Linked DNA regions of Homo sapiens: region 2 is linked to region 1. A link is an interaction called in ENCODE POLR2A ChIA-PET data of the cell type or tissue named here. Cell type or tissue: Panc1. All regions are shown on one strand.

Evidence for each region. ChIA-PET counts read pairs that join two places held together with the same protein. Peaks named below come from ENCODE experiments on the same cell type or tissue, not always from the same donor. Only the 100,000 strongest peaks of a DNase experiment are listed, where the experiment ranks them.
Region 2: POLR2A ChIA-PET joins it to region 1 with 11 read pairs; 3 of 35 experiments call an interaction of 5 or more read pairs at or near these places.

What each region holds. Positions count from the first base shown.
Region 1 is chr11:61,970,362-61,972,861 of GRCh38, reverse strand. No RefSeq gene overlaps it. Among named protein-coding and RNA genes, the nearest start is that of FTH1, 4.0 kb to the right of the region's middle. RefSeq lists enhancers at 1-79, 743-887, 691-985 and cis regulatory regions at 810-820, 740-1,251, 497-1,256. In Panc1, no CTCF peak of the experiment used is centred here; a DNase peak (open chromatin) is centred at 1,021; H3K4me3 peaks cover 317 bases; H3K27ac peaks cover 2,366 bases.
Region 2 is chr11:62,861,295-62,863,794 of GRCh38, reverse strand. It overlaps a transcript of SLC3A2 not described here. Among named protein-coding and RNA genes, the nearest start is that of SNHG1, 6.7 kb to the right of the region's middle. RefSeq lists an enhancer at 1,857-2,500. In Panc1, a CTCF peak has its summit at 970 (motif pointing right); a DNase peak (open chromatin) is centred at 982.

The sequences.
Region 1 (2,500 bases):
TGGTCTGAATTTCAAAACTCGAATTTCCTGCTTTACTTCACTTCACTTCAGGGGAAATCCCAGACATTTAAAACATCAGCTCTTCAGTTAAAATACCACGTAACCCATTCTCTCCCAATCCTCATCTATGTCTCCAGCCCTGAGGTTTTTCTTTGTTGCAATCAGCCTGTGGAACGGTTTGGGGTCTGGCCTTTTCACATAGCATTCCTGCACACACACATTCCAGCAACACACTTATTAAACACACTTACTGTATTTAATGGCCATGCGGGGTTCCATCATGTGCCCTGTCCTAGTTTTCAGCTTGTGTTTCAGCCAGTGACTCTACGGCTTTGGGCAAGCCTAACCTTTTTTGGGTCTCACCTTATCTGTAAAACATGATGATTTGGAAGCTCTAACGTCCTTTCCAAAGCCTTAAAATTTGTGGGGGGTCTATGATTTCCTAGCTGTGGATCCTAAATTGTGACTACACAATAACAATCCCTAGAAGAGAAAGGGACCCAACATCTATTGAGAATTCCCCATGCGGCGGGAAGGCACTGAGCGAGGGATAGGTAGGAAAAGTGACACCTAGGCTTGCCAGCAAAAACACCATCAGAGGCCCCCCTGAGTGATCTCAGACCCCTTTGTTCCCAGTCCGGCCTCTGGACTTTGTCCCATTAGGAAATGGGGGGAGGGGGACACTCTCCCTCCCTCCCTCCCTCCCTCCCTCCCTCCCTCCACAGTGAAGCCACAGCCCTCCAGGTCTTATGACTGCTCTTCTCCTCCATGACAAAGCACTTTTTGAGCCCAAGCCCAGCCTAGCAGAGTGCTGAGTCACGGTGGGACAGCAACTCTCCACCGCAACCCCCACCACCGCCCCCTCCTGCTCCAGGATGTGCTGAACCTCCAGAAACCACCGGCTTGGCTCTTCTCTCATCTGAGGTCCCTCCCGCCACTCCTGGCCCTGGGAGGCGGCTGTCCTGGGAGACCAGCCAAACTCTCTGCTGCCTCCAAGTCACGAGGAGCTGAGCTGGAGGGTGGGGGAGGTAGAACCCTGGTCAACAAAGGTCCCAAGACCAGGCCACAGCTTCGGAAGAATCTAAAGGCTTAGACATTGCAGTTCTGACACCTCAAGTTACCAGAAAGTAGGGAACGGACACAAGCAATCATATAAACAATCATAAACACACACACACACTCACACTCCCCCACCAATAGATTTCCCTTCCATTGTTCCCAGCCAGCCTCCTCCCAATGACCTTCTACAGCACAAGCTGTCCCTCAGTCTTGCTGCGATGTTCACTGCAGCTACATGCATGTTTAGCCAAGCATGGAGCCAACACTGATTCAGGAAACCTACTCCCTGCAGCAGACCGACTTCCCTCCAGTGGGTCCGAGAGCTTCATGCTGGCTTTGTCCCCCTGGACATCCCGGAAGCCTGGAAACTCAGCACATCTAGTCCAAAACCAAGCAGGCCTTCCCCAAGGGCTTTCCCCGAAACCTTCATTTCCTCCTGTGCTCCTTGGCTCAGGGAATGGCAGCAGCAGCCAGGCCTACCAAATCATAAAGCTGAGAGATCTCTTACACACTGCCCACCCCTGGCCCCCGACTTTCGCCAATCAGTCTGTTCATTTGATCTTCTCCAGATCTGTCAAATCTGTGTTCTATCTTCTCTGCTCACTAATAACTAAGGCTGCTGCCTCCTGACTGGTGCCCAGCCCTCTAGCCTCACTCTCATCCATCCTCCACATTCAATCATGAATCCATCTGTTCATGCAACAGATACTGGGCACCAAGTAACAAGCAATTTGCAAAAAGCTGGGAGTGCAGAGACAAGACAGAAACAATGCCTGCCTTCCAGGAGCTTACCATCTACAGCACCAGCGCAGGCAATCAAAAGGGTCTCATAAGGCCAGGTGCGGTGGGTCATGCCTGTAATCCCAGCACTTTGGGAGGCCGAGGCAGGTGGATCACTTGAGGTCAGGAGTTCGAGACCAGCCTGGCCAACATGGTGAAACCCCGTCTCTATTAAAAACACAAAAATCAGCCAGGTGTGGTGGTAGGCACCTGTAGTCCCAGCTACTTGGGAGGCTGTGGCAGGAGGATCTCTTGAACCCGGGAGGTGGAGGTTGCAGTGAGCCGAGATCAAGCCACTGCACTCCAGCCTGGGCAACAAGGGCAAAACTCCATCTCAAAAAAAAAGGTGTGACACATACATAGTACTTCATTAAACATACAAATATATATTATAGTTCCTAATCTTCATCACTTACATGAGCTACAAATATCATCCCAATTTGTCATCTCTGTTTTAACCTTGTTTACAACATCTTTTGTCTTACAGCTTTTCATTTTTAAATAGGCAAACCTGCCAACTGTACTTTTACGGCTTCTGACAGCCTCAGAAGAACATTCCCTACCCCAAAATTATAAAAATAATCTTGTATATATTCTTCTCAAAACTTTATACTTTTTTTAAGGCTTGGATTTTTAATCTATCTGGAATGTATTTTTAAAT
Region 2 (2,500 bases), 890 kb before region 1:
AGGGCTGTTACTGGAAAGCTTGACTATGAAGCATCCAGAACTGCCCCATTATGAATTGGGTCTTGTCAGACCTATCAAGTCATAAAGTCAGACAGACCCTTTAGTCAGATATAAAGATGGAAATGGTATATTCATGATGAAGCTGAAAGCAGAACCAGAAAACATTAGTACATTGCATGAGCAGGTAGCCCAGATACCCATGTTACCCACTGCAGTTGTAAAAGCACCTCTTCCCTGGAAGACCACCTCAATGTCACACTCCTCCACAACCCAGGAAATTCTATTTATGTTGGGCCAGGTATAGTGGCTCATGCCTGTTTCCCAGCAATTTGGTCGCTTGAGCCCAGGAGTTGGAGACCCGCCTAGGCACCATAGTGAGGCACTGTCACACTCCAAAAAATTAAAGAATTAGCTGGGTGTGATGGCACATGCCTACAGTCCCAGTTACTCAGGAGGCTGAGGTGGGAGGATCCTCTGAGCCCAGGAGTTCAACACTGCAGTGAGCCGTGATCACACACTGCATTCCAGCCTAGGTGACAGAGTGAGATCCTGGTTCAAAAAGAAAAGAAATTGAGGCCCAGAGTGGTGGCTCACGCCTGTAATCCCAGCACTTTAGGAGGCTAAGCCAGGCTGATCACTTAAGGTCAGGGGTTCGAGACTAGCCTGGCCAACATGGTGAAACCCCGTCTCTACTAAAAACATAAAAATCAGCTGGGAGTGGTTGCAGCGCCTGTAATCCCAGCTACTCAGGAGGCTGAGGCAAGAGAATCGCTTGAACCTGGGAGGCAGAGGTTGCAGTGAACTGAGATCACGCCACTGCACTCCAGCCTGGGTGACAGAATGAGACCCCATCTCAAAAAGAATTTGAGCCTTTTCTCCACTGTCACGTCTCTGCCAGTTCCCTGACAAGCACTGGTCATTTGCATATCCTTCTCCTCTATTAATTGAGGCAGTGCCTCTTGCTGCCAGGTGGGGGCAGGGTTGCTCCTTGAACAAACACTCTCCAGACCTCTCTAAGAGCAAAATCATTTGGTAAGGTAGGACAGTCAATGAATTGGCTGAGAAAAGATCATTTAAAAATTTACAGCATTCCCAACATAAAGAGGCAAACTGAAAAAAACTTATAGAGGTAACTAATAAATGTATATTGAGTCCTATTTGTGAATTGTATTCTGCTAGACAATAGAGATAGCAGGATGATTTACCTAGATAAAATCAAACCCCAGGGAGTTGACTGTGGGTGAGAAGGGGTAGTTTAGGCTTGGGGGAGGGGTGGCGATAGGGAGGAAGGGCTTTTTTCCTGTAGAGATGGGGGTTTCATCTTACTATGTTGCCCAGGCTGGTCTCAAACCTCTGGCCTCAAGGGACCCTCTCACCTTCGCCTCCCAAAGTGCTGGGATTACAGGTGTGAGCCATTGGCCCTGTTAGAAGCAGGGCTTTTTTTTTTTTTTTTTTTTTTTTGAGACAGAGTCTCACTCTGTCGCCCAGGCTGGAGTGCAATGGCGTGATCTCAGCTCATCGTTGCGATGAGCTCATCGTTGCCTCCACCTCCCAGGTTCAAGCAATTCTTATGCCTCAGCCTCCCGAGTAGCTGGGATTACAGGCACACTCCAACATGTCCAGCTAATTTTTGTATTTTTAGTAGAGACGGGATTTCACCATGTTGCCCAGGCTGGTCTTGAACTCCTGACCTCAGGTAATCCGCCTGCCTTGGCCTCCCAAAGTGCTGGGATTACAGGTAAGCCACCGCGCCTGGCCTAGCAGCACTTCTTAATGGCTGTATTGATCAATTTGGGCTATAGCTTAAAGACAATGGAGAGGCACTGAACTGATTGTGAGCTGAAGTGGGACCTGACCAGACTTTTTTTTTTTTTTTTTTTTTTTGAGAGAGGTTTTGCTCTTGTTGGCCAGGCTGGAGTGCAGTGGCACGATCTCAGCTCACCGCATCCTCCGCCTTTCTCAAGCGACTCTCCTGCCTCAGCCTCCTGAGTAGCTCGAATTACAGGCATATGCCACCACGCCTGGCTGATTTTGTATTTTTAGTAGAGATGGGGTTTCTCCATGTTGGTCAGGCTGGTCTCGAACTCCCAACCTCAAGTGATCCACACGCCTAGGCCTCCCAACGTGCTGGAATTACAGGCATGAGCCACTGTGCCCGACCGACCAGAGTTTTTATTCGTAAAGATCACTCTGACTACAGTGTGGAGAATGAACTAGAAGGGAAGAAGCCAGAGCCAGGAAGCCAGACTGAGTCTGTTACCTAGGGATTGCTTTGGGAGGCCAAGGCTGGAGAATCACTTGAGCCCAGGAGTTTGAGACCAGCCTGGGCAACACAGCAAGACCTCTGTCTATTCAAAAAGCAAAATAGATTAGCTGGGCACGGTGGCCCATGCCTGTAGTCCCAGCTCAGCCCAGAGGATTGCTTGTGTGCAGGAGTTTGAGGTTACAGTGACCAAGAGTGAAACCCTCTTTTTTTTTTGAGACAGGGCCTCTATTTGTT